Regions from separate parts of the Homo sapiens genome. Here region 2 is linked to region 1. A link is an interaction called in ENCODE POLR2A ChIA-PET data of the cell type or tissue named here. Cell type or tissue: MCF 10A. All regions are shown on one strand. Each heading gives the region's core, and the rest is flanking DNA. Links, peaks and the distances in the headings are about the cores only. Region 1 overlaps CTDSPL (CTD small phosphatase like). Region 2 overlaps ITGA9-AS1 (ITGA9 antisense RNA 1).

Evidence for each region. Peaks named below come from ENCODE experiments on the same cell type or tissue, not always from the same donor. Only the 100,000 strongest peaks of a DNase experiment are listed, where the experiment ranks them.
Region 2: POLR2A ChIA-PET joins it to region 1 with 15 read pairs; 18 of 35 experiments call an interaction of 5 or more read pairs at or near these places.

The regions. Positions count from the first base shown.
Region 1 is chr3:37,954,008-37,968,835 of GRCh38, forward strand. It overlaps CTDSPL (CTD small phosphatase like), which reads left to right. Exons shown (of 8, transcript NM_001008392.2): 3 at 3,104-3,136; 4 at 10,564-10,665; 5 at 13,819-13,875. Among named protein-coding and RNA genes, the nearest start is that of MIR26A1, 8.0 kb to the right of the region's middle. RefSeq lists an enhancer at 7,858-8,469. In MCF 10A, for the core only: a CTCF peak has its summit at 13,476 (motif pointing left); a DNase peak (open chromatin) is centred at 13,464.
Region 2 is chr3:37,842,928-37,857,755 of GRCh38, forward strand. All of the region lies in intron 1 of ITGA9-AS1 (ITGA9 antisense RNA 1), which reads right to left. Among named protein-coding and RNA genes, the nearest start is that of ITGA9-AS1, 11 kb to the right of the region's middle. In MCF 10A, for the core only: no CTCF peak of the experiment used is centred there; a DNase peak (open chromatin) is centred at 10,954.

The DNA of each region.
Region 1 (14,828 bases), core at 12,056-14,555:
TGTGTGTGCTGTTTCTGGATAGAAAGGCTTAAGTTCTTCTGGGACAAAAAATGTCAAAGAACCGAGACATTTTTAGAAAGAAAATAAGGAAGACAGCTTGGTATCTTTGTAGATGAAATGATATGAGGAAATGGCATGGCAGCCCTGGAAGCTTTCCTGGAGTACTCAGCCGTATCTATCAGGAAATAGAGGCCTTTAGAGGCAGTTCCTCCAGCAGAGCTGAGCTCACTTGGAGTTACTGTTCATTCATGAACTTCCTTCTATTAACATTTGTCAAGATGGCTTTTTAAAGAATTATGTTAACTTTGAGTTAATTTAATAATCCAAAGTGGGGTGATACGTCATTTCCATAACACTTGACTAGTCAATCTGGGAGACCAGACGCCAAAGAAAGAGCCCTGTCAGAGTAGGGCAGCGAATTCCCAGAGGAGGACCCTCTACCTCTTGCACCCTGCTTGCTCAGGACATTTGGAACACAAAGCCCAGGCCTATTAGATGTGGAAGCAGATTCCAGGCCCATTTCTACTGCTGAGTCCTTAAGTATCTATGCCTCTCAGAATTCAGCATGCCAGAGGAAGAAGGAAGGCCATGGACAGAATGGGACAGATGACCTCTAGGGTTCCATCCACCCTGCATATTTACTTTTGACCTGGAGAAATGAGGATTTGGAGCCTTTGAGTTTCCAGCTGCTTCTGCAGCAGCGGCTTGGGTTAGCAGCCATTGCCACCATCACAGCCACAACCTGGACCTACAGACCAGAAGCCTCCAGGGGCTGGGAGGAGTCAGCACCCCAATGGCAAAGACCATGGAGGACCTTTAAGGGCAAGGACAGCGTAAAACAGATTGCTGGACACTCACAAATATATGCATACCTCATGCTGTATACACACACATACATACATGTAAGCTTCTAGGGTAATTTTCAAGCCCAAATATCCTTCTAGATCAGCACCTTTGCTTGCTCATAGTGGGCATTTTTTCAGGCCCTTCAGCTGCATTGTTGTGATCTTGCGCGTCGTTGACATGCTCATCTCATCGAAAGTGTGTTCTGAAGGTGCACCTGTGTGCAGGGGCTGTCTGCACTCTCCTACTAGAGCAGAGCTGAAGACTGATTGTCACTAGACGGGGAGAGAGTGTCTGCTGGCATCTGGTGAGTAGAGGCCAGGGATGCTGTTAAACATCCTGCAACAAATAGGACATCCCTCACGACAGAGTTATCCAGCCCAGAATGTCACTAGTGCTGAGGTTGAGAAACCCTACTCTGAAGTGACCCAGCCAGGTATGGCAGCACACACCTATAGTCCCAGCTACTCAGGAGGCTGAGGCAGGAGGATGGCTTGAGCCAGGAGTTTGAGGCCGCAGTGAGCCGTGATCACACCACTGCATTCCAACCTGGGTGACAGAGCAAGACCCCATCTGTAAAGTAAAATAAAATAAAAATAAGGAGACCCAAATAGGCTGTGAGCTTCTGCTTAAAATCTCCTCCACCAAATACTATGCAGCCGTAAAAAAGAAGAAGTCATGTCATTTGCAGCAACATGGTTGGAGCTGGAGGCCATTAATCTAAGCAAACTAATGCAGCAACAGAAAACCAAATACCGCACGTTCTCACTTATAAGTGAGAGCTAAACACTGAATACTCATGGACAACAAAGGGAACAACAGACACTGGGGCCTACTTGAGGGTGGAGGTTAGAAGGAGGGTGAGGATGAAAAGACTATCTCTTGGGTACAGTGCGTATTACCTGGGTGATGAAATAATCTGTGCACTAAACCCCCATGACATGCGATTTACCTATATAACAAACCTGCACATGTACCCCTGAACCTAAAATAAAAGTTTTTTTAAAAGTATGTCCTCCGCCAAGTATGTCTGTAGGGGCAGTGACCTACTCTTGAGTCCCTGTATTAGGAATAATATTATTTAAGAGCTTCTGAAATGAATTTATCTGTGCAAGTTCTTGAAAACTTTGATTTATTTGATTGCATTGTCTGTTGGAGAGCAGCATAGCTCTGCCTTGAGTGATGTCAGAAGGAAGCTTAAAATCCTTAAGACAAGCCGGAAATCTGAAAAAGGAAGGAACTGTGGAGATCATCTCAAGAGGAAATGATACTTGCTCTTATGCTGCAGAGGTGATGACTAGGGGTTGGAGATAATCAAGAAGTTGCTAAATAGTTCTTAGTGTCAAAACAGAGCTCAGAAAGGTGCCAGGCAGCTGCCATTGCGAGCCATCAGGTTTGGCCCCTTCACGTGAGACCTCATTATCACTGTAACCCTCTTAATAAAAATGGACACATCTTTTCACAAATCCTTCAGTGTACAAGGCATGAAGCAGTGCATTGCCTTATTAGGCCATCTAAAAAAGAAGAAACAGAAACTGGAAATGCTCAGTGGAAATAAACTTTTTTATTAGCATTTCTTAACAATGCTATAATGAAGTGTTTCCATCAATTAGGTTTGGAATGGCTGGCATTTGGGGCTGAGGAATATTTGAGGCCTTTCCTTGGGGCCTAGGTTTTCTTAACACTCCCTGTGAATACAGATTGTGTTTCCCTTAAAGGAAAGCTATCCCCTTGTCTGTTGCCTGGGAGGGAACTTCTTGTACCTTGCCTTGTCCCCTCTCCCCAGTCTTCCCCTGGGGAGCTCCTGGAATGACCAGGGGGTCATTGTAATCTGGTGAACATGTCTTCCATTCCCTGCGTATGATATTGACTTAGTCTTTTTAGGGAAAAACTTGCTTAAAAGAAAAAACAAACAGTTTTTAGAGGGAACCAAGGATTAAAGTATGAGTTTTTATTTTTGTTTTTTAATTAAGGATTGAATTCCTGGGAGTAAGGGAGGTGCTATTTAAATACACAAAATGGTTTGTGAGTCTCAGGAGCCCAGCCTGGCTTGTTGGGAGAGCAGGTGTCTGAGAGACAGAAGGAGCCTCATGCCTTAACTGTGGAAAATTTTCAGGTTCCTCCTGTTGATTAAACACCACCAAGGTACAGAGAATGGCAGATCATGCAGCTGCTGTGCTCAAGAGGGCTTTGAAGTTTCTTTTGAGAATATGATCTTCTCTTCGAACCTGACAATGATTTTTTTTTTCTTTTTCCTCAGGGTGACCAGAGGCAGGTCATTCCCATACCAAGTGTATGTATATTTATCTAATTTTATTTATTAAAACAGTCATAAAATCTTGTGGCTTTGGGCCTACTTATATAAAGGATTTTTTTTAATGTTATTGCTTATGGTGAGTTTATCATGTGGTATAAACAGCTCTGTTCTGTTAAAAAGAAAACTGAAGCTGCATTTTAAACTGTGAGCAGGAAGTTCTGTACAGAGACAGTTTCCTTTCTCAGGAACAGCAGGGCAGCCAGCTCCATTAACCTAATTCTCATTTTTCCTTTCTCTCTGGGAAGGACCTCCAAGCTGAACAAGCTGAGGTTGCTCAGAGGCCTCACCCACACCCCACTATCTTAGCCTCAACTCCATAGATTGGCGGGAACATTGTTTTGCCCAGACCCAGTTCTTTGCAGCAGATTCAGTCCCAGTGGAACTGGGCTCACCAAGCCCACGTCCCAGGTGACCAGACTGTTTCTAACTTATCAGTGGTAGCATGGCTGTAGCTCCGAGATCAGAGAAGTCACTGTAACTATATTCTCGGGACTTGCAGGACCCATCCCACAGGCCTGCTGTGCTGCCACTCTGCCCCAGCTGGGCGCTCCCTGAGGCCACCCCCACTTCTGTTGTCATCCCTGAAATTTGTTCCACCCCAGCACCGTCCTGCACCAGCCACCCCTCAGCCATCCGCTGTCCTGGCTGTCCCTTCTCTTCCTCCTGCTCTGCCAGCAGAGCCACCCAGCCTGAGGCCAGTCAGTAAGAAGTAAACTGAAGACCGACTCCCAAAAGAAATTTACAGTTGAGATGCCTGTATCAAACAAGACCTTTCAAATAGTCTTATGTCCTTAGAGAAGGATTTAGGTTTCAAAATGTGTCTATAAATTAATTTTTTAGTCTGTAAAGATGATCAGATTCAGATTACTTGATTCAAATGTGTTCATCTCTCTTTCCTTGGAGTTTTTCACATGTTTTCTGGGAACATACAATAGACACAGCAATCTTACATAGAAAGGAGTAGATGGATTTCACGTGTGCAGGTTGACTCCAAAGGCTTTGGTAGTACATGTCACTTACAAATTGCCCAAAAAGTTTACAGTAATTTCATTTTTCTCAAAACTCTAACTCTTCATTGACTAATGCGTTGCAAGAGTCTGTGTAGTGATTCTGACTTTGCCCATGTGCCTGAGGGTTGGGTTTTGTTGAGAAAACTGGCTTTGATCAAAAAGATTGACCTGGCAGCACAACTTTTTATCCAGAGTTTGAGGAAGATGCTCAGCAGAGTTAATACCAGAAGACTCTTTAACCTTTATATAAAGTAGTTTTTGACATATTTTTTTCCTGCAGAGGTACCTACATTAAATGATGGCAGGTAGCATCTCTCCTTCCACCTTCAATATCACTATTACTGTTTTTTCTTAAAGCTAATTGGCAGCCACGTGCAAAGTTAAGTGCAGAACAAAAGCACTTGTCAGTATAAAAACCCCACTGAAGAAACGGACCCTTTTCCCACAAATGTAGATTCAGCCATGTATAGAATTCTGGAATAAGATAAACAAGAAGAAAATTCCTTATGTAATTGATCCTACTGATAGATCAATAAACTGCTGACTGTGTCCTACATGTGAGATGTTGGGTCAGGCCATGTGAACCTATGAACTATCTTGCCCAAAGAAACAGCCAAGCTAAAGGAACTTGCACTTTTGAATGATGACCTCCAGAAAAGCATTTCCACTAGTGAGCACAGTGTGATTTCCACTGACTGCTTAGCATATAGGACTGATCCCAGTCCATCCGGGCCAGCTCAGCTCTGGAATCAAGTCTTGGGAGCCCCTGCAAAATCTGCACCTACCTGAAAAGGCGCCAGGTTGCATAAGCAGCGTGGTTCTGGCCTTTCTGGACCTCAGGGGGACCTGGTGAGTGCTGGGAGCCCTGAGAGCTTAGGGTGCCATACATAGGAGCAGAAATCTGGGCTTGTGCTGAGTCTCCAAACCAGATCCCACAACCTCCTGAAAGCTTTCTTCAGGCCCTGAAGGTAAAGAATCCTCTAAGCCTGTGGTGACCAGAGCAGCTGCATCTGGGGTCCCTATCTGTGCCTGTCACCTCACCCCTCTTTTTTCATTCGCATGTTGCTCTGTTTGTATGTGTAGGTTTGGTCTTTTAATTTTTTACTAAACAGTAATTCAAGCTCATGGTTAATTTTTAAATATTGACGGATTTGGGATTAACACCTGTGGGAATACATACATACACACGTACGTGAAGTTGAAAGATTAAAGCAAAGAGAAAATATCTCTCAATGTAATCCTACTGCCTTCTAGGCAGTACCACTTTTTAATATATGTCATTTATCCTTCCAGAAGTTTTCCAGACAAACACAAACATATTTATATAAATGAAATTGTGTTGTATTCACCATTCTGCAAATTGCTTGTTACTTTCTAACAAGATGCCTTGAACATCTTTCCAAATATTAGTAGGTATATATCTGCCTCATTGTTTTATATTTCATTGATGGCATTTACTTTGTTTCCACTTCTGTGCTATTACAAATATTTCTCTTAAAAATATCCTCTTTTCTGTGTGCTTATGGACTTGTGTGATAGTTCTTTGTGATCAGTTTCTATTTGTGGAAATGCTAGGTCAAAGGATATATTTTACAGTATTGGTACATTAAAACCAAATTATCCTCCAAAAGCTTATGCTAATTTACATTCTCATGAATTATCTATGAGAGTGCCTCATACCCTTACTGAAAATGATAATCAAATGTTTCAATCTTTGCTAATCTGAAAATAAAGAATAGTATCAGGCCAGGCGCAGTGGCTCACACCTATAACCCAAGCACTTGGAGAGGCCGAGGAGGGCAGATGGCTTCAGCTCAGAAGTTCGCGACCAGCCTGGGCAACATGGTGAAACCCCATCTCTATAAAATATACACAAAATTAACTGGGCATGGTGGCCGGGTGCGGTGGCTCACACCTGTAATCCCACTGAGGCCGAGGTGGGCGGATCACCTGAGATCAGGAGTTCCAGACCAGCCTGACCAACATGGAGAAACCCCATCTCTACTGAAAATACAAAATTAGGCTGGGCGTGGTAGCTCACGCCTGGAATCCCAGCATTTTGGGAGGCTGAGGTGGGCAGATCACCTGAGGTCGGGAGTTCAAGACCAGCCTGACCAACTTGGAGAAACCCCATTTCTACTAAAAATACAAAATTAGCCGGGTATGGTGGCACATGCCAGTAATCCCAGCTACTCAGGAGGCTGAGGCAGGAGAATCACTTGAACCCGGGAGGTGGAGGTTGCGGTGTGCTGAGATCATGCCATTGCACTCCAGCCTGGGCAACAAGAGCAAAACTCTGTCTCAAAAAAAAAAAAAAAAAAAAAAAAAATATATATATATATATATATATATATATATACACACACACACACACACACACACACACACACACACACACACAATTAGCTGGGTGTGGTGGTGCATGCCTTTAATCCCAGCTAACTCGGGAGGCTGAGGCAGGAGAATCACGTGAACCCGGGAGGCGGAGGTTGCAGTGAGCCAGGATGGCACCACTGCACTCCAGCCTGGGCTACAGAGCCAGACCCTGTCTCACAAACAAAACAAAACAAAACAAAGATTGGTATCAGTTTATTACTTTGATTTGCATTTCTTTATCAATGAGTTTGAACAGCTTTTCACAAGTTCATTGGCTTTCTTCTTCTCTATTCATTTCCTGTAGTTTTTTATGCTGTGTTGCTTGTCGTTTTAAATTTTAAGGAAATTAATACTTTTCCCCAAATGTATGATATATCTTTTGGCCTTTTTTGTTTATAATTATTTTGGCCACAAGGAAGTTTTAGTTTTATATAAGTAAATATTAATATCATCCTTTATGCTCCTTGATTTTATATTTTCTTCTAGTATTTTAATAGTTTTTAATAGTTTCACCATTATACCTTTAAATCTTTGATCCATTTGGAATGTATGTTGGTGTAAGGCATGAAGTAGGAAGCTATCCTTTTTTCCAAGTGGCTACTCAGTTGTCCCAGCACCATTTATTGAGTAATCATGTTTTGCACGCCTATTGGAAATGACATCTTTATCCTTACCATTAGTATCGTTCATCTCCCAACTATGAGCCAGGATTTAGGGCCTTCCTTAGTGGGAAGCTTCATGGGCTGTTTGGTGAACGTCGGGTATTGAAGTATTAGGAAAAGATGCAGAGGGAACGAAAGTTTGAAACTGCTGAAGTATGGGTGGTCATGAATTGAGGTGAGCACTCGAATGCCTTGGCCCCAGTGAGGAACGCCACTGAGGCTGTGTCCTGAGTCCTACCGATCCCATACTTTTGCTTAAATTACACAGCACACAGATGCTCACAAACATGAGGCTGGCAGTGTAACCGAGCCATAAAAATGCTGAAAGGGGAGAGGATTTGTTTTCTAACAGCTATGTTTCTATGCTATTTGCCTAAGGCTTTTAATACAGCAATAGTACACTTCTTTCCACGAAAACATTATGAAGAACATACAAGCAGGACAGCTATTCTAATTAAAAGCAGTCTAGAGTTCCTCTTGCTCCCCTCCTGCGTTAGGCCCTGACATCCACCTGGAGCTCTGAGGGCTTGAGGAGCACAGCGTGCAGACCTTAAGCCTGAGAAATCTTAAGTAAGGAAACAATAATCCAATGTACCAGGAAGAGGTACTACATCTGTAAGATTTATGAGAGTTTGTGGGATGGGCACTCCAAGAGGAAATAAGCTTAGTGTTAACTATTCATGGCTGCCAGTTCTCTGCCAAGGACAGGAAATTTCAGATTTACTCCCAGGAAAGGAACAGGAATGAATACCATTCCCAAACCGTGGATGGCAAGCCGTGGTCCCTTCCTCCTCCACCCACCCCCCGGCAATGCTCTTTGTGTACATTTGAGCAAGTCATTTTGTATAAGAAAGACCTTTCTTGATGTGACTGGTATTTCTCTTGTTCTTCAGCTTTATGAAGACTTCAGAGAAAACTTGGTGCAGGACATTTCTTAGTTAATGATTCAAGCATCACCTGAACAGATCAATTGAAGTAACAAAGCACTGTGTATTGTCATTATATAGCATCCTTACATTTCCAAGGATGCAGCTGTCCCAAAGAATTCTTACCCATGGGCTGAAGAATTTGCATTAATCTAAAGCCAAGCTCTCAGGGAAGCTGTGTGCATTTAGGAAACAGCAGAGGATTAATGGAACCTCCTAGCCTGTTGCCTCCCAACTTGGCCTTGTTCCCTGCAGCACAAATTAAAATCAATTGCTTGCTTAATATGAGTCTCACCCTTCTCCATCTTTTCTCTCTTAGATCGTACCATGAGGGGTTTTACTTACTGTTAACTTTTCTCTCTTAGATTGCACCATGAGGGGTTTTACTTACTGTTAAAGAATGCTTGTAAAGTGTGGGTTAACTGTGCTAAGAAAGTAATCTTTATTCTTGGGTTTGGAAAATGAACCACTTTTGGCAGATCTTTGATGTTTTCAGAGATGCTAGGGTTAGAATTTCTAGATCCTTATTTTCCAGGCTAACAATTAAATTAATAAGTTAAAACATTTTAGTAGTTTATAAACGCATAGGAAAAGGACTGGATAGACACTAATGTCAAAAGGGAGACATAGAAAAGAGAATGATTGTGTTTTACTCTCATAGGTCTATAATCTTTACAATGAGAATGTGTTTTATATTAAATAGTTGTGTAATAAAAATTCAAACAAATTTTATTCTGGTCACAAGCATGCTTTCTGCTCTGTCCCAGACAACAAAAATGACCCACATTCTCTCTACTATGTTCACTTAGCTCATCACACTCTGCCTTTTTAAAAACACCTTTTGATAGAAAACTTTTTGCAAATTTAATTTTTTAAAAATAACCTGCTGACTCACTGGTTTGTAATGGAGGACAGAGTCCTTTCTAGATCCTCGAATTTCGTGCCTGTCTCCAAGGCACATCCCCACATCCCGTCACAGTGCTGCAGGATTAGGGAGGATTGCTTCCAGCTGAAAGAGATGGGAGGCCATAAAGGCTCTTTCTTCTGGATGACGTTGGAAAGGAAGAAACATGGAGTTAGAAATGCTTATGTCTCCACACGTAGCCTCTTCCTGGGCAACCCTGGACAGTCTCTGTCTGCCAAGGTGATCATTGTACTTGCAAATTTACCTAACCTGTTGACTGCCTGTGTTACATTTACTATTGAACCAGCTAGAGTTCAAAATTAACTTTTGATCACTGACTTTCAGTTTGAACCAAAAAAATAAAAAGAGGAAAGAGCCACGTAAAAGGAAATACAGCTTGATTTCATTTTTTTCTTGTTTTATTTGATGAACTAAATTGTCCATTCTTCAGGGGCTCAGAATAGATATTTCCTTTTGTTTTGTATCAAATATTAAAGAGAGTTTGACCTTCTTTGCAGGTCAGAAAATTAATTAGTTAACTCTGGATATTGAATATGCCACAAAGTAGACTAAAATACTTCAGATCATTTCTAGAATGAGGCAAGGCCTAAAGAAATAAATCCTCTAAATCGAGTGAGGTTGGCCAGAGATACCTAGCATTTTATGGTTGGCTGAAGATACCCAGCATTTTATTAACTCTTTATGACTTCTTTATCACGAGATTTGAGTCACCTGCTACTAAGACACATAAATAGATTGTTTGGTCAACACACAACATGTGGATTAAAGTATAACTTTCAGAGGCAGAGAATCCAAGGGGTAAAAATACCACATTTGCTCAGTATTCTACCACAGTGCGGTGGCACAAGGTGGCACTGTACCTGGATTGGTCTTATTTCTGTTTCCTAGTGTTGGGGGTAACTCTGGACTGCATTATGCTGGTGGGCCTATAGTTTGTCTTCAAGTTTTTTAAAAATCTCAGTCACTAAAAAAAAAAAAAAAAAAAAAAAAAAAAAAAAAAAAATCTGTAGTTCCAACATAGCTCTAATATCTACTTATGTGCCACAGTGAATTTCAGGCAAAATATGACCCCACGAAACAGACCTCCATTGTGACAGTACCTATTATAATTAAATACTCATTCTTGTGTAATCCATTTTAATAATAACTGTAGCCACCAATATATGTGTGAGGCAAAATGCTGGGCATTTTATTGCCATTATAACTGATAACAACAACCTTTCATGGTAGGTATTACTATCCCAATTTACAACCAAGAAAGTGACAGAGCTGATGATTGAAACCAGGTTTGTCTGGTTCCAAAGCCTAGGACTTCATAGCAGTCATTCAGATCGTGGCACCGTATTTGATAAAACTTTAGTTGCAAACTACTTATTCCTATTGTTCTTAATAAAAGCCCATTATACGCTTGACCAGGCATTTAAATGTTTGAAAGTAGTATAATGCAATACTGATTGGTTTGTCTTTTACATAAATGTAATACTGATTTATTTTTCCCCTTTAGCCACCAGCTAAGTACCTTCTTCCAGAGGTGACGGTGCTTGACTATGGAAAGAAATGTGTGGTCATTGATTTAGATGAAACATTGGTGCACAGTTCGTTTAAGGTAAATCAACATAAAAAAAAAATCCATGATCTTTGTGATTTGATAACAATTGTATTGGAAAAGGGAAAACAAAAAGGATGAAAGCTTATGGTGGTTAGTGTGTGACTTCACTCTTCATGTAGAAATCCCAGGAGCTGCTTATTAACCCAGGTGAACATTAACTAAAGTAGTTGAATATTAACATAATTAGTTTGGAAAGAAAACACTAAGCTACCAACATCACTGGGACCTCATTCTTAGGAGGTTTGCATTTTCCAATGCTGTAACCGCTGCAGAAATACTTTTCAGGTGGCACAAGGCACTCAGTGCCCCCAGGATACTGTTTATATTTGTCAAGATGACCAGAGTGCTATGTGTTTTATTGGGAGGGGGAGGGGAGTCTCTGTTGGAAACTGTCAAATGACCTGGTATCATGGAGATTTTCCCAGATTGATTTTTGAAAGATGTCCAACTCTGAAGAAGACTTCCAGACTTCAGGGCATCTGAACAGATTCAGCCATTTAATTTGAGCATCTTCATGACAAGAAGTGGCTGGGGTTTTTTGCAAGCTTCACAGCTAAATGAGTACCCACCTTCAGGACTTCCCTCCTGAAGGGTGTGGAGGTCAGACACTCTTCCTTCCTGTCACCTTCCCTGATCTCCATCTTCCTGCTGGAAAAACAGCAGAAACGGCCTCCATGCAGGAAGAGCTGTGGCGACACTGTTAAGAAATGAGTTAGTTAACCATTTTTTTTTGACGTGAAATAAATTGTATAAAAGAGGCAAATGATGAAAAGTTTGGAAATAGGAGATTGGTGTTTTGGGGAGAAGAAGCAGGTATTTAGGATTCTGGTCTTGTTTTCCTTGGATTATTTCTGGTAATGGGACTGCTCTATCATTGTACTGCATTCCTCTTTCCCCCACCAGCCTGGGACTCCCCTTCACTGAGAGACATGAAGGTCACCATCCATGATGGGGCATGTGTCTCACATGAACCATAGTCATTCCTTACAAGTTGTAGGAAGCAGAAGAGCTGTCAAATGTGCCCAAACACCTTTCTACCAGAAACATCCTTCTTTGTTCTTCTCACTAAACAGAGACCTTTCTGGTAGGACAAAGCCAGAAAATTGTCTTTGAGTCCTTTGAAGAGTGGAGAAGAGACCACACTGACCTCTAGCAGTGAGAAATTGCCTTGTTCTGGCTACTGGGGCATGCAGGGACCACCTCATTCCCTAGCACTTGAGGACCAGCCCCTTCCATAGTTGGTCCAGGGGATATGGTGACTTTGTGTCCCAGCTTAACCCTAGATAGCATTGGAAGCCATTTCTCCCCCATGGGCAAGTTGCTCAGGACTTTTCCAAGTCTCTGTGAAGGAAAGCCCTTCAGAGCAGGGGTCGGTTGCCATCACAGCATAGAGAACTCCCTCCCAAGCAACTGTGGGAGTGTAGGCAACACTGGCCAGATCACCTGATGTTACTGAGGATTCCTGGCTCCAAAGGCAAGGCCCTGGTAGCCCCCAGTGTCTCTAGCACCTGCTCGGAGAGCATTGATGCCACAAGCTAATGTGAATGGTGTTTCCTCATTTCTTCCCTCCCCTGGCCTGCCTACATTTGCAACCAGAATATTCTTTATGGTTTTTAAAGTTCTGGGCATTTCAAAGTCCTTTGAGAATCTGAAAGCTGTGAACCCTCTTCCCTTCGAAAATGTACATTTGTACAATGCATAGGTTCATGGATCCCAAGTGAAGAACCCTAGCTGTAGCAGAGTCTCCTTTATACCAGCAGGAGAGAGGAGAGTAAGGGTGGTGCTTGCTGTAAGCTGGGGAATGGTTTTTCTCTTTTTAATATACTCCGTGGAATGTGATTCCATAATCTAATGCCTTGGGAGAGTCTCTTCCTTCAGTCTTTCCTTTTGTTTTTTAGCATGATTCTGATTTTAGTTGTGCAATTATATGATATTAAACTCATCCTTGGCCTTCCAACTCTGGGAGTAAATAAACAGTGATCATAAGCTAAGTGCTTAGTAACGGTGCTATGACCTAGCATTGTCCATGTTTTTTTGTTTTGTTTTTTGTTTTTTGTTTTTTAGTTTATATATCAACAAAGAGGGTTTGTGTGTACTGTGATGGGCTTAAAAGCAGACTTCGGTTCAGAGTCTGACCAGATGCTGTACCCCTACCCCTGCCCAGAGGCCACCACACACACCTTCTCCTTCCTTCTGTCTCTCTTCTCTTGTCCAGGGGTTTGCAGGCTGATGATTCAGTTGGGCCTGTTCATTTAAGTAGTTTTGTACCTAATTTGTGGAATTCCATTGAGAACTGTGTGTAAGTTCATCATTGAGAACGTAATGACTGCTGAAGAATCATATTTGAATTTTAAATGTCATTAATATTGTCAAAGAGTTATTTAAAATATCCAGAAGTTTGTGGGTGTGCTGGATGTTGTGTTCCTTGGAGCGGAGCAGGCATAGGGTGGGCTGGCTCTGTACCCCCACCCAAGGCAGGAGCTGGTGCCAGGCTACCTGGGAGGGCCTGAAATCACTGATTCTCAGTACTGGACTGGGGCCATGGGCATGCATCAGACCCATCACAATAGCTAAGGAAGAGAGGAGAAACTGAGGTCCAAGGAGAGGAAGAGCCTGCCCAAGGGTGTGGCCTGCGGCCTCTGACTTTACCCCCACATGGCCTTGTTACTGTTTTGAGTCCGTGTGGCCATCTTCTCCTGCTGAGCAGCCCATCGCAGGGCAGCCGCCAGTTGTGGGTCCAAGTACAAATAGTTTTCCCTCAAGCAGCACTGTCCTCGGAGCCCATTACATGCTCAGCTCCTCCCCCTGGTGGCTAGCAGTGATTCCCCATCACCCCAGCAAGACTCTGGGCAAGAGCTGGAGTTTTCAGGAGCCCCATCCTCTAGCCAGGCAGTGCCACACTTTTTGGTTGAGGCCAGGCAGGTGATATTGGACCAAGATGCTGAAAATGTAATGACATTCACAGTGGAAAATAATGTGCTTTCCTGCTTGTGCTTATTTTAAGGAACCAAGGCATGCTTCATCATCCTCCTCCTGAACTGTTTTTTCCAATAACCAAAACATTGGTCTAGGCAGGCTTTTTTCTTGCTAAAATTTCCAGAGTTTTTTTGTTCCTTCAGACATATTAATTATAGTCTCTTTTTTCTCTAGCCTATTAGTAATGCTGATTTTATTGTTCCGGTTGAAATCGATGGAACTATACATCAGGTAAGAAACTGAAGCTAAATTTGAGTTTCAATTAAGATTTTTTAGTACTTACATTTCCTATGAACTTTATTTCTAAATTCTCATTTCAGTAATAACTTTATTACGGAATCAAAAGGAAGCATACTGTAATAAATACAATGTTTTTCTTTTTTTCACTCCAATGAATTTATTTTATACTGAGATTATAAGGAAACTATAGTCGTAAATATTAGATGCGGTTGCAAGTTCAAATAGTTCTTTGATTTGAATTTCAGAAGTTTCCGTATCCCCCACTGGCCTAGCTTGATGGTCTAATTAACTTCCTTGTGTAATTGCTTTCGGCTACTCTCCTAGCAGGCAACAGGAAAATGCCACAAGTCACCCACTTATGGTGGACTCTCGGGAAAAAGTGTCCATTTTCAATGCCAGCTGCTCCAGACTGATCTTATCATTCCTGCATCGTTTTCTCCAGAGAATCTTTAGCAAATACCCACCCCAAAAGAAAAAGGGGGAAGGGTGTGAGTTTTCGGATCCGCAGGCTGCTATGAATAAAGATGCCGTAGTCAGTTGGCATGCGTCTTCGTTGCTTCTGATTTTTTTTCCTTATCTGCATAAAGCTCTTCCGGAAATAACTTCATTTATGAACAAATTGGGAATGTTGTAGGAAAACTAGCTTTAGAGGTTGAAGCTGGGGGGCTTTTGTCAGATTTTCCACAGGGATGATCTAACCATCTTCCTTGTCAAGTCCAAGGTCTTAAAGGGAGCGTATCTGGCCTGATATCCCAGGAAGGAGACTTTCCTGGTACTTGAGCCACAACGGGATGTCTTTTCTTAGCAATGTCAGTAGTCTTTGGTTCTTGAGTGCAAGGTGTCAGAACTGGAGAAAGCTTGGGAATCAGCTGGTCCAGCTGCCTCATTGTCTAGATGGAGAAACTGAGGCTCCGCCAGGGAAGGGGTTGGTTAAAGGTCATACG
Region 2 (14,828 bases), core at 9,954-12,453, 110 kb before region 1:
AGACCTGACTTCAAACTATACAAGTCTACAGTAACCAAAACAGCATGGTGCTGGTACCAAAACAGATATATAGACCAATGAAACAGAACAGAGGCCTCAGAAATAACACCACATATCTACAACCATCTGATCTTTGACAAACCTGACAAAAACAAGCAATGGGGAAAGGATTCCCTATTTAATAAATGATGCTGGGAAAACTGGCTAGCCATATGTAGAAAGCTGAAACTGGATCCCTTCCTTACACCTTCTAAAAAAATTAACTCAAGATGGATTAAAGACTTAAATGTAAGACCTAAAACCATAAAAACCCTAGAAGAAAACCTAGGCAATACCATTCAGGACATAGGCATGGGCAAAGACTTCACGACTAAAACACCAAAAGCAACGGCAACAAAAGCCAAAATAGACAAATAGGATCTAATTAAACTAAAGAGATTCTGCACAGCAAAAGAAACTATCATCAGAGTGAACAAGCAACCAACAGAATGGGAGAAAATTTTTGCAATCTATCCATCTGACAAAGGGCTAATATCCAGAATCTACAAAGAACTTAAACAAATTTATAAGAAAAAACAAACAACCCCATCAAAAACTGGGCAAAGGATATCAACAGACACTTCCCAAAAGAAGACATTTATGCAGCCAACAGACACATGAAAAAAGGCTCATCATCACTGGTCATCAGAGAAATGCAAATTGAAACCATAATGACATACCATCTCACACCAGTTAGAATGGCGATCATTAAAAAGTCAGGAAACAACAGATGCTGGAGAGGACGTGGAGAAATAGGAAGGCTTTTTACACTGTCAGTGGGAGTGTAAATTAGTTCAACCATTGTGGAAGACAGTGTGGTGATTCCTCAAGGATCTAGAACTAGAAATACCATTTGACCCAGCAATCCCATTATGGGGTATATACCCAAAGGATTATAAATCATGCTACTATAAAGACACATGCACATGTATGTTTATTGTGGCACTATTCACAATAGCAAAGACTTGGAACCAACCCAAATGTCCATCAATAACAGACTGGATAAAGAAAATGTGGCACATATACACCATGGAATACTATGCAGCCATAAAAAAGGATGAGTTCATGTCCTTTGCAGGGACATGGATAAAGCTGGAAATCATCATTCTGAGCAAACTATCACAAGGATAGAAAACCAAACACCGCATGTTCTCGCTCAGAAGTGGAAGTCGAACAATGAGAACACATGGACACAGGGAGGGGAACATCACACACCAGAGCCTGTTGGTGGATGGGGTGTTGGGGGAGGGATAGCATTAGGAGAAATACCTGATGTAAATGATGAGCTGATGGGTGCAGCAAACCAACATGGCACATGTATACCTATGTAACAAACCTGCACATTGTGCACATGTACCCTAGAAGTTAAAGTATAATTTAAAAAAATAATTTTAAAAAATCCGGATCCTATGGCCGAGCGGGGTGGCTCACGCCTGTAATCCCAGCACTTTGGGAGGCCGAGGCGAGCAGATCACGAGGTCAGGAGATCGAGACCATCCTGGCTAACACGGTGAAACCCCATCTCTACTAAAAATACAAAAAATTAGCCGGGCGTGGTGGCGGGTGCCTGTAGTCCCAGCTACTTGGGAGGCTGAGGCAGGAGAATGGCGTGAACACAGGAGGCAGAGTTTGCAGTGAGCCAAGATTGTACCACTGCACTCCAGCCTGGGTGACAGAGCGAGACTCCGTCTCCAAAGAAAAAAAAAAAAAATCCGGATCCTTATCTCACACCATACGAGAGAAGCAATTGCAAATGGATCAGAGGTCTAACTGTAAAAGATGAAACCATACAGGCACTAGAAGAAAACATGGATATGGTCTTGCATAGTCTGGTTGTAGAGAAAGGCTTTCCAACTATGACTCAAAATCCAGTGGCAATAAAAGAACAGATTGATATATTTGACTACATAAAACTAAAAAGAGGCCAGGCACGGTGGCTTATGCCTGTAATCCCAGCACTTTGGGAGTCCAAGGTGGGTGGATCACAAAGTCAGGAGATCAAGACTAGCCTGGCCATATGGTGAAACCCCACCTCTACTAAAAATACAAAAATTAGCCTGACATGGTGATGCGCACCTGTAGTCCCAGTTACTCAGGAGGCTGAGGCAGAAGAATCGCTTGAACCCAAGAGGCGGAGGTTGCAGTGAGCCAAGACCACGCCACTGCCCTCCAGCCTGGGCGACAGAGCGAGACTCTGTCTCAAAACAAAATAAAACACAACCAAAAAAACCTTAAAAGAAAAAAATGTTTTCTTGGCAAAAAATACCATAAGCAAAGTCAAAAGACAAATGACAAAATGGGAGAAAATATTTGCATTTATGTCACAGATAAAGAGCCAATGTCCTTAATGTAGAAACAAACTCTTTAAAAAAGTGAGAAGTGAGATATTTTATAAGTCCATAGAAAAATGGGCAAAAGACATGATGGATAAGTCACTAAAAAAAGATATTAAAATGGGCTTAAACATTTAAAAATATGTTCAATTCACATTATAAGAGAAATACAAATTTAAACTGTGCTGAGGTACCATTTCTCTCCTAGCAGATTGGCAAAAAATGTTTAATATAACAACACATTCTGTTGGTGAGGCTGTGGGGAAAGAGGTACTCTCATACATTGCTGGTGAAAATGCAAATTGATACAAACTTTCTGGGAGGAAATTTGCAATTCCTAACAAAACTACAAGTGTCTTCCTTTTGACCCAGTTATCCAGGAACATACCTTAAGTTACTTCTCCAACAACATAAAAAGTACTATAGCATTGTTTGTAGTGCAAAATTCTGGAAACATACTAAATGCCATACATGGAAGGGTAGCTGAAGAAATGATACTAAGTCCACACAATGAAATACTATACAGTGGCTTTAATTAAAGATTATTAGGAATATCTCTATGAACTGAAGTGGAGTGATTTGCAGGCTGTATTGTGAAGTGAAAAGGAGAAGTACAAATGAGTATCTATTGTGTGCTACTTATCATGTAAGAAGAGAGAAATCATAATATATACTTGTGTCGACTATACAGAACAACAACAACAACAACAAAAACATAAGAAGGACAAACCAGAAAGTAATGATAACGATTACCTAAAGTTGTAGGGTCCATGCCTGGTAGGTAGGAAGTGGGTTGGGGGTAAGTTACAAAGGGCAGTGACACTTCTCTGAGGATACCTTTCTGTGTAGTTCTGACTTTTAGAACCGTGTTAGTGTTTCACTTGCCTAAAACAAACAAACAAACAAGGTGGGGAGAAAACACTAACATAAAACACAAACAGAAAAAAAATGACCCTCATTAGAGGTGGAGGAACTAATCTAAGTAATATTTGAATAAAGTATTTTGACAAAAGGCAAAGACAGTGTAAAAAAATATTGAACTCTACTTACTGAGTTGGGTTTTTGCAGTAGAATGGGATAGCAATTCTGAAGCTACTTTCTGGGCATTCTAAGATTGAGCATTGTGTATAAATAATGTATTGTGGATAATGGGAGTCAAGTTTTTCACTATCAGGGAAGGGAGTTACAAATATGGCAAGAGGAGAAGGAAATATACTGAATCATGTGGTGTTAGGAATCTGAGGTGTCATCATAAACTCCAGGTTTTAGTAGATTGAATATAAATAGATGATTGATAGAGAGGTTGATTAATAATATAGATGTAGATAGATTAATTGATATTGATAAATGATAGATAGGTAGATATAGATAAATTTATATAGCTGTGTCCACCAAGGGAGCCTAGGATCAATGACACTGCAGCAGCAATAAGCGCATCTGGCACCCAGATCTTGGCTTCTAAGTACTATTCTCCACTAAAAAGAAGCAGGACTCCTTAGAGAAATAACTGATTCCAGGGCTGGTACAAGAAAAAGACCCTATGAGCCCAAAGCATTTTGTTGTACCAGAGTAAAGAAGAGCTTGAGAATAATAGGGATGTGTCAAAAGTACTCAAAACCCAACTTGAGCAATCTCCCACTGACCAAAATTTAACAGCAATAACTGATTAAGGCAAGGGTCATCAACAGATGCTAAAACTAGAGGGTAAATGTTTTATGAGAATGAGGGTATTTACATCATCTCAAAGTACCTCCCTCATACACAAAATGCTTTTTAATTACAATGGGAAAAATACAAAGGACAAAATTTACAGTGAAGAAACCTTAGAGACACTGCCTTAACCAAGTAATCAAACTTAACATTATCAATAATGCCACAAAGCAATGTCAAGTGCCTCCTCATATGCGGCACTGGTGAGGATACAACATCACTCCTGGAGTACTCACCAAAAATGCATAATCTGAATCTAATCATGAGGAAACAACAGACAAACCCATGTTAAGGAGTATTCTACAAAATCACTGGGCTGTACCAGATTAAAGGAAACTAAAGAAACAGGGAAACATAATCTTAAATTGGATCCTAGACCAGAAAACATAAATATTCCCCTTTGCTATAAAAGACAAAATAGGTAAATTGGTGAAATAAGCATGAGGTCTGTGGATTAGTTGATAACACTGTATCAATGTTAATTTACTGATTGATTTGATCATTGTATCATGGTTATATGAGAGATTGTCCTTTTTAAAGATATTTTGAAATGTTGAGGATAGGCCTGAAGTTTACTTTCAAATGGTTCAAATAATACAATTGGGGAGTAAAAAGTTAATCTTTGGGGAATTTAGTTAAAGGGTATATAGGAATTCTTTATTCTTATGATGTTTCTGTAAGTAATTATTTAAAAAAAAACACTGTAATGACAGTCTGCTCTATACAGGCAAATACAAAAAAACAACAAGAATAATAACAAACCACGTTTGCTACCAGCATGGGTCAGTCGGCTGGATTTCACTCCTGGGCTGCCAGTTTGCAATCTCTGGTTTAGAGCTGTTTTCTTGAGTTGATTTTGAGTGTGGTCTTGCTGATAACTGTTGCCAGTGCTGGAGAATGCTTTTGCTGCATCTGGAACTTTTAAACCAGCTTAGCACCAGATAAGCAGACAGCCCTTATATAAATAACCAATTTGATAATTTGACAATGAAACAGTTAAAATCCGAAGGCAGCCCCAGTCCTCCAAGATGGCTAGGGGACCGTGGTCCAGTCCTTCCCCCATGGAAGTCCTGCATTTCAACAGCTGCCTTGGAGAAGTGCAAGTACTCTGGCTTCCTGGTTTCTGGCCTCAACCATACACGATGCTAGAGGGGTATCAAATTATCTTTTAGAACCCCACTGTTGAAGAAAAAATGTTTGCATAAATAAAGGGAAAAAAGAAACTCTAAAGTTGAACAAGTAAAGTTATGAAGAAAGAAAAATCTGTTTCAATTTTGGAAACAGAAATGTTATTGTTGGCATGTCAAGCTTTTCTGTGTAAGAAGGAGAAGCCAGGTGAGTGTCAGGGCTTCCCCCAGGGACCTCGTGCGGCATATGGGAGGGTCACATCTGAGGGTGCAGCCCAATGTGCCAGAGCCAAGATATGTTAAATCAGTTCACAGACTGATCTCAGGACATTCATGCCACCTCTCCCTTCTCAGTCTACAATCACTCTTTCCTGCTTATTAATAAGTCCAAAAGCCACTAATAAGTCTCAAGACACAGACCAAGAATACTAAACTTAGAGGAGGAGGCTCCCTCTGAACTGGGTCTTGGGAAGCAGGCAAGGGTAACTCAAGGGAGGGGCAAAGAACAACATTCTTGGCACAGGGAAAGCACAAGCAAAGGAGAAGCATGACAGATATGACATAACTTTGGGCCTGTGTCTTTTTTTTTTTTGAGATAGAGTCTCACTCTCACCCAGGCTGGAGTGTAGTGGCTCCATCACGGATCACTGCAACCTCCGCCTCCCGGGTTCAAGTGATTCTTGTGCCTCAGCCTCCTGAGTAGCTGGGATTACAGGTGCGTGCCACCACTCCCAGCTAATTTTTTTGTATTTTTTTTAGTAGAGATGGGGTTTCACCATGTTGGCCAGGCTGGTCAGGAACTCTCTCTCTCTCTCTCTCTCTTTCTCTCTCTCTCTCTCTCTCTCTCTCTCTATATATATATATATATACATATATATATATATTTTTTTTGAGACAGAGTCTCACTCTGTTGCCTGGGCTGGAGTGCAGTGGCACTATCTCGGCTCACTGTAGCCTCGACCTCCCAGGCTCACGTGATCCTCCCACTTCAGCCTCCCGGGTAGCTGAGACTACAGGCATACACCACCACACCTGGCTAATTTTTTGCATTTTTTTTTTTTTGTAGAAATGAGGTTTTACCATGTTGCCCAGGCTGGTCTTGAACTCCAGGGCTCAAGTGATCTGTCCATCTCAGCCTCCCAAAGTGCTGGGATTACAGGCATGAGTCATTGCACCCGGCCTGGGCCTGTGTCTTAATCTCTTGCTATTTATCTGTATCTCTTAACATCTCTCTGGGAATAGTCCAATAGATATGCAGTTTGGAGTTGTAAATTTAGCTTCCTAAGGACAGGGAAGCCCAAGGAGCACAGATCTAGTAGATTCTGGGTTTCAGGCCTCCCTATCCAGCACGCAGGAAAAGTACCCGTCTTAGCCCCTGATCACGTGCTCCTCGTCCAGGTAACCTCATCTCCAGAAAAATGAGGCTGAGGAGGTTTGACTAATGATTATGCTTATCCCAGAATAATTTTCTAGATTTCTGTCAATGCCTTCCCTTCCTCAGATAAATCCAGTACAATCATTTCCTACGCCATCCTGCTTTAAGCACAGCATGCAGGAGTGGCGGGAGCTTAGAGTTAAGATCTGGAAACTCCCAATCAATGACTTGCCCTGTCATCTTGAGCAGCGGCTTCCCGGACAGATAGGATTCCCCGACACAAAGGCAATCATCACCATCTCAGCTCTGATGGAGCAAGCCACTTAACCTCGTGAAGCCTGTTTCCTCATCTGTAAGATGGCATTATTAACAGAGAGGTTGTGAAGACTGGTGAAGACAGAGTCCTGCCATGACAGGGCTTGACACACCTCCAGCTGCCTCAGGCTCTACCCAAAGCTGGGAGGAAAGGGAAGGGGGATCTTCTCTACACCTCAGGAAATGCCCCCCTCCACAGCTGTCAGGGCAGGCCCACCTCTGACATTTGCAGGACAAGAGAGCAAATGGAGGCCAATTCTGTATGCTGTGGAGTTTTCTTCATTCCATTCCATCTAAATCAGGAAAATGCAACAAAATCTGAGGCTGAATGACCAAGTTCGAATTTTAAACGAACAGATTCCTTGGAGTGCTGCACCGGAGTGTGACAACACAGGGACAGCCAAGCCCAGGCTCCTGGCTCACAGCTGCCTCACTGCTCTCCCCTGATGTGTGGGCCCCATGCTCAAGCCTGTGGGATAGGAAATTCCAAGGTCCTAGGTGCCCCAGGTGCATTTCGTAACAGGGGAGGTGGAGGCACAGACTTCAGGTAGCCACATGCCCTGGTGTCCTGCAAATTTCTTACCCCATGGGGAAGGGAACAACTGGACAAAGGCCTAAATAAAGACTTCTAAAGCACCAGGCCCAGGGCAAGCGTCCCTTTTGCTCAGGTCTAAGGGCAAGAGTGGGACAGGATTAGATATCTGACCTGTAAACAGTACCCCATTGACTGGCCAGTGACCTATGAGGTGTCCTGGCATGAAGAGCTCTGCCCAGAGAGGATGATCGTTGAAGACTGTAATTTCCAAAACTGGCTACCACAGTATTTCCATTCACAGGCTCTTCTAGCACGTTGCCATGCCCCTTCAAGAGATGGAGTCTATTTCTCCTCCCCCTGAACCTAGGTGGGACATTATGATAGTCTTGGTGAACAGAATGCAGTAGAAAAGACACTGAGTAATTTCTGAGACTAGGTCATAAAATGTGATATGGCTTCCGCCTGGGACTCTCTCAGAGGACACACCCTTGCAACCAGCCACCATGTTGTGAGGAAGCCCAGGCCACTGGAGAGATCACTGTTTGAAAACATAGGTTTCAGGCTGGTGGCGGAGGTTGCAGTGAGCTGAGATCACGCCATTGTACTCCATCCTGGGCAACAAGAGCAATTCCATCTCAAAAACAAACAAACAAACAAAAAAGAAAATATAGGTTTTATTATTATTCAGGTATGAAGAGGCCAACAGGTCAAGAGACGACTGCCATTGAAAAGACAGATTAGGCTGGGCACAGTGGCTCATGCCTGTAAATCCCAGCACTTTGGGAGGCCAAGGCGGGCAGATCACCTGAGGTCAGGAGTTTGAGACCGGCCTGGCCAACATGGTGAAACCCTCTCTCTACTAAAAATACAAAAATTAGCTGGGTGTGATGGTGCATCCCTGTAATCCCAGCTACTCGGAAGGCTGAGGCAGGAGAATCACTTGAACTCAGGAGGCGGAGGTACAGTGACCTGAGATTGCATCACTGCACCCCAGCCTCAGTGACACAGACACAGCGAGACTCTGTCTCAAAAGAAAAAAAGAAAAGATAGTTTGTTACTCACAGATCCAAGAGAAGGGGACACACCAAGTCATGCAGGAACACACGCAGAAGCACCAGCTTGGTCAGGAACCTGAGGGAGAAAGGAAAACTATGGCAAAGGCATTTAGTGTGGTTTCTACAAAAAGGAACAGGGTAAGCAGGTTCAGGATTAGCTAGTTTAAATAATTTTGGTGGGCTCTGAGGTGTAGGGGCTGGCCCCAGTAGTCTGGTACTTGGCCCCTGGGTGACTAGGGCAGGAAAATAGGGGCCTGTAATTGCTGGATAAAGGGGGTGGTTGGGAATGTGGGCACTGGATTGACTGGCTTGCATATGAAAGACACCCTCACAGGTCAGTTATTTGCTATCTCTAGGAATCTGCTATCAAAGGGGCAGTCCCTCCAAGGTCAGCAAGGCCCCAAGATGCCAAAAACAAGACCCCAATATGTCAAAACATCAGAGTACAGAAAATAAAAGACATGGTCAATAGCATTTGTAGGTTTTCCAGCCAACAGCCCAAAGCATCAGCCAACAGCCGGCATCAACTGTGACATGCGAGAAAGTAAGCCTCCAGATCAGTCCAGCTCCCACTATCAAGCAGCCCAGGTGACCCCACAGAAAGCAAAGATGAGCTAGGCCCACCAAGCCCTGCCTAAACTGCAGATTCATAAGCATATAAGTATTTTTTGATTCTGTAAAAGTCACTAAAATTGGGGGTAATTTTTTACATAAGTATAGTAACTTGAAAAATCGGAATGAACTAAGGCAAACAGACTGTCTCCCAGATTTAAACTGGGACTTATGAAAATTAGTGAGTTGTTAACAAGAGGACAAATGGTTAGACCCAAACTGAAGCAGTGATGAAAGATGCAGCTGAGTCACATTCATGACAAATGACTTGTCTGGAGTAACAGGAGTTTAGTCTGGAGTGGCCTTGCTCCTGAAAGACCCAGTTTCCTGAGGTCATCCCTGAGGCCTGCCAGGTGATATAATAGCTTTCTTTATGGTTTGAGCTGAGTTCCTGTGAGGCCTTGGATGGGCAGAGACTCTCACTCCAGGACCCTCATGCTGATCTTTCCCTGACATGGTCTCCATTTCCTGCACCCAAGGGAGCCTCTCGCCTTTGGAAACACGGTACCCAGCCACAGCTTGGTGTGCAGTAAACAGGCAGGATGGGTGACAACCACCCTCCTTCTTTTCTCTTACCAAGGGCCATCAGGGAGTCAGAAAGACACTAAATATTAACAAGCTGTGTGAACTCTCAACGTCTAGTCAATTCCATGTGGCTAGTATCCGTTTCCCCAAAATATTTTTTGCTTTTGATATTTTAAAAATAATTTTTAGTAGAACGTCCAGAAATTTTACTTCTTTGGTCCCATCCCTAAACTCAGACCAGGACAGGGAACCCCTTCTGGTTTGCACCCATTCCAGAGCCTTCTGGCAACAAACCATCATCTGTGTGTTCTTGCCTAGAAAGGAAGGTCCAGAGAGAGGAGGCCACTTGCCTGTTGCCTCTTTCAGCTGAGATAGGGCCTCCTTCTCCACCCATCCCAGCCAGGCACTCAGGTGTGGATCACAAGGAGTGCCTCCCATGGCCATGGTGGGATCAGAGCCAGATGGGGTAGATGGGGACAGTTCACTGGGGTTAAGAGCCCCATTTAGGAATGTGGGTTGGCAGTGTATGGGGGAGGGGAACAGTGTGCATCAGGGGCGCCTGAGTGTATGTTAGCAGCAACCAAGGAGGGCTGTGTGGCAGGGGAGGGGGAAGTGGGAGAGAGGGAAGGAGAGTGGAGTCAGGAGACAGACTGACTAATTTACTGAGATTTTTTTTTTTACCTCCTTGTATTCTTTTTTTTTTTTTTTTTTTTTTTTGGAGAAGGAGTCTCAGTCGCCCAGGCTGGAGTGCAGTGGTGCAATCTCGGCTCACTGTAACCTCCGCCTCCAAGGTTCAAGCAATTCTCCTGCCTCAGCCTCCGAGTAGCTGGGACTACAGGTGCACGCCAGCACACCCAGCTAATTTTTTGTATTTTAGTAGAGATGGGATTCACTGTGTTGCTCAGGCTGATCTCAAACTCCTGAGCTCAGGAAATCCGCCTGTCTCAGCCTCCTGAAGTGCTAGGATTAAAGGCATGAGCCACGGCCCCTGGCCACCTCCTTGTATTCTTCCCTCCCATACCCTGACCCCTGTTCCAGAGGAGAGAGCCCAGCTCTCTCTCTACCCAGGCCTCTGGGAAGTTAGTGTGAAAAGTAGAAATTGCCTACAAATGCTCATCTGTGATCATGTTCATGAGGGAGGCTCTGAGAACCTTCCAAGACCAAGAGGGTAGGAGGCTGGGTTCCAGGGGAGCTGAAAGAGGAGGGCAGTGCTTGTCAGGGCTGAGACCTGGAGGGCCAGAGCGGGAGGGAGGGAGGGAGAAACAGGCAGTGCCAACGTAGAGAAACCAGCCTGGGCAGAGACAGCCTTGTCACGTGTGAGCCCAAGTACAAATGAGCATGTAGCTGCACGTACCAAGGTGTGTGTCTGTGACCAGACCTGCCCGTGAAATATCTCCCTTGCCCAGCCAAGGCACCGCCCATGTGAATGGTGCCAGTGGGAGGTCTGCCATGGCAGCTGCCTGTCAAAGCTGATGCTATAAAAGATGTGAGAGGGCAACTACCTTCCCAGAAGGGGCTGCATACACACGCATATGGACCCCCTAATATATACACGGGTGCATGCAGTGATGCACATATGGGTTGGCCCTTCCTCTTCATCAGCAGGCAGCCTTGGGATGACGGGTGACATAGAATTCACACCACAGAGTGTGGCCACGTCTGGGTCTGCTCACCTCAGCTCCAATACAGCCTGTGTAGGCATAGGCCAGGGAATAAAGGGGGTACCTGTGGCTGGGCCAGAGCCCAGGGCCTGGGGAGCCTGGCTGAGAGAGGCGACAGATGACAGCAGCCAAGCAAAAGTAACCTCCATCAGCCAGGCCACATGATACCTGCTAGCTGAGATATGGGGAGTCATCCAAGGGACAATCCACACAGGGGCTAAGTGTGGGGTTCCACCTCAAGGGGCTCAATGGCTCCAGAGTCACTAAATCAACTTGAGACTCTGTGACTCTCTGCCCTTTCAGGAGCCAAAGCCACTCCTGCTAGTGGGCTGAGGGCACACAGAGATACCCTGCCCCCTCTGCTCTGGGAGCTATTCTATTGTGATAGGGTTTCAGGGCAGGGCCATGCCCTCCCCCAGCCGGGGCTGTCAGAGAGGGCCCAAGCCTGAGGCCATGTCCTCTTTTTGCACCCAAACTCTCTGGGTAAGGCAGGGCTGTAATTTTGGAGGTACAGAAGTGGTGGCAGGCGTGTCCCCCTCCAGGAAGGCTTCTTGGGTTTCTGGGTACGCTAAGAATGTTTCAGCTCATTCCCAAGGTCCTAGAGTCTATCTCAGATCAGGATGTGTCTTGTTCTCAAATTCCCCAAATATCTCCTGACCACCAGCTTTAGGCCAGATGCCCTTTTCTCTGTGTGCCCAGGACCCTGGTTGACTGCCCTTTTTTCCTTCACCAGTGGCTTGCATCCACTTTGCCTTTCATTTTCCTCCTCCAAGACTGGCTGCCAAGTGGGGCACATCGCTCCAGTTCCCCTGCTTTCTACCCTCTCCAGACAGGCACTCAGGCCTTCATATTCCTGAGGGCGTTCTTTTTTGTTTTTTTTTTTTGAGATGGAGTCTCACTCTGTTGCCAGGCTGGAGTGCAGTGGCGCGATCTCAGCTCACTACAGCCTCCGCCTCCCGGGTTCAAGTGATTCTCCTGCCTCAGCCTCCCGAGTAGCTGGGATTACAGGCCTGCGCCATCATGCCCAGCTAATTTTTGTATTTTTAGTAGAGACGGGTGTTTCACTACATTGGCCAGTCTGGTCTTGAACTCCTGATCTCAAATGATCTGCCCACCTTGGCCTCCCAAAGTCCTGGGATTACAGGTGTGAGCCACTGCGCCCAGCCTCCTGAGGGCATTTCTGCTAATACTCTGGGGAAAACTGAACAAGAGTGCAAATCATGACAGGTAAGGTAAGAGACACGACTGAGCCCACTCTGACTGTGGTGTACACTGAGGAACTGGCAGGGAGAGAGGCCTTCCACATTCAGCTGGGCTCAGGAAAAGGACCACACAACATTGTGGCCACCAGGGGGCGGGCTGCACCTGCTGGACCACTGACCCGTTTGAAAGCCTTATTCTTGGGAGTGAAGTGTCTTTAGATGGGAAGGATGCTGTCCCCAGGTCCCACCTGGGGACAAGTAGAGAACATCCCTGGGGACAAGGGTAGAGGTAGAAGATGGCTAGGAAGCCAGGTGTCAGTGGACATAGACATTTGATTGGAAGAATCCATGTGTGATGGGGGAGAGTGGGTCTTGGTAAGAAAGGATCAGGATGTTGAGGAAGCATGGGAGTTATGGGTGTTGAAGGCAGAAGGATGAGCTTCTGGGGATCCCTTAGGGATGGTGTCCTGGAACAAGCTGAGTGGGGAATACAGGGTGTCTTGAGGTGTAAGGATGTCCTCTGCCTTTCCTAACACCTTGATCATCCCGGTTATGGGGAAAAGTAGTAGCTGGAGGTCACATCCTTCCCCTAGAGATCTCTATCTCCTTGCTTCAGATGCTACTCGCAGGCCACTCCAGCCCAGGCATGTAACTGTGATTTGATTACATGAGCCAGTAGAGCCCCCACTGTTGCTTAAGCTGGTCTGAGTTTTGACTTTAACCTTCAGATCTTAACTAGTTTCTGAACTGGTGCCTGTTCCTTGCTCAAGAGGTCTCAGTGGCTCCAGATTACCCTTAGGTTAAATTCCAAACTCAACCTGGTCTTCAGGACCTCCACCTCTTCCTCCGTCATTATGTCCTACTTCTCCTCAAATACAGCCTTCTCTGTGGAGATTGTAGATGAAAAAGTCCGCTCATCCAGGAACTGAAGGCTCTGGAAATGACACTGTTAGCATCATCACCTCTGTGGGGACTCCCTGGAGAATAAATCAGTTCTACTCTGTGCCACCCTCTGATTGCTCTTCTGCCTCCTCCATTAGGCTGTGAGCCCCTTAAGGGTATTTTGTCCACTGCATGTGGCCCTAGCCTGGCACAATAAGGGCATCCGATACATACTTGGTGTGGGAGTGGTTTGGCCTGCCTAGGCTAGCACAGGGCTCTTTGGAACTGATTTCAGACTCTGGGCCTGGTTCCCAGTAGGAGAGAAGGGCTGCTGCCTGGAGGAACCTCATCTAGGTCCCAAGGTGACCCCAGGAGAGAGACCTGTGGGTGGGCTCAGGTTCATTTCCACTTTACTAATCACCACGAATCTCTGCCCAAATCCAACTTCCACTTCTTTTCCAATAGGACACTTACCACCCTCAGGCCCAGCTCCTGAAAGAAAGGGCTGGGAAGACTGAGCTAGAGACATGTGAAGCTAGACTCAGAAAGAGACAGAGACATAGAAAAATACCTGAGACAGAGAGCGAGAGACAGAGTCTGAGTAACAGACACACAAAACTTGAGACTGAGATGCCCACAAAGAGGAGAAAAAGCAGACCAAGAAACAGTGCCCGCCAGGAGAGATTCAAAGGTGGCGAGCAGGGCAGGGGCAGGCTGCGAATGATGGAGGCAGAGAGCATTGCAAAGGGCCCTCAACTTTGTCTGGGCCCACAAGCCAGAAACTTGGAGGCCATTTCCTCCTTGCTCATCCCTCACTCCTCAAGCCCAAGCAGTAGGCAAGACTTGTCCAACCTCCTTCCAAAATGTATCTGGAATCTGTCTAGCCCCCTTAATCCTCACAACTACCATCATCCTCTTTCTGTATTAATGCAATATCTTCTGTAGGTCTCCCTGCCTCTTGCACTACCTCAGCAGAAATATTCTAAACACATATCTGATTATGTCATTCCCACAGCCCCCCAAATAAAGCCCAGATGCTTTTCCTGCTTTACAAGGCTTTGCTTGATCTGAGAGCTACCCAGCACCAGTGTCCAAAATCCCAGCCATTGCAGACCTTTCCAGAGCATGTTCTGTCCCTCGCCTCTAGGCCTGGAACATGCTGCTGCTCCTTCTAGCTGAACACCCATCTGTGATGTCCACCCCCAGTTCCCCTTTCCTCAAATCACCATCTCATTTTGATCTCAATGCCCAATGTTCCTTCCTCAGGGGCAGCCTCTTTCTGGCCTCACTCCTCACGCTTGCACTCACAGAGCAGTGTCACCCCTATGTGTCACCTGAGTCCAACTCCAACCACTCCCTCTTGGAGCTCTACCAGAGACTCCAGGCTAGGGTGCCCTGGGCAATTTCTTCCATCTTCCTATCTGCTCCTGTCCTTGGTCCCTTGGGGCTGGGTTCGT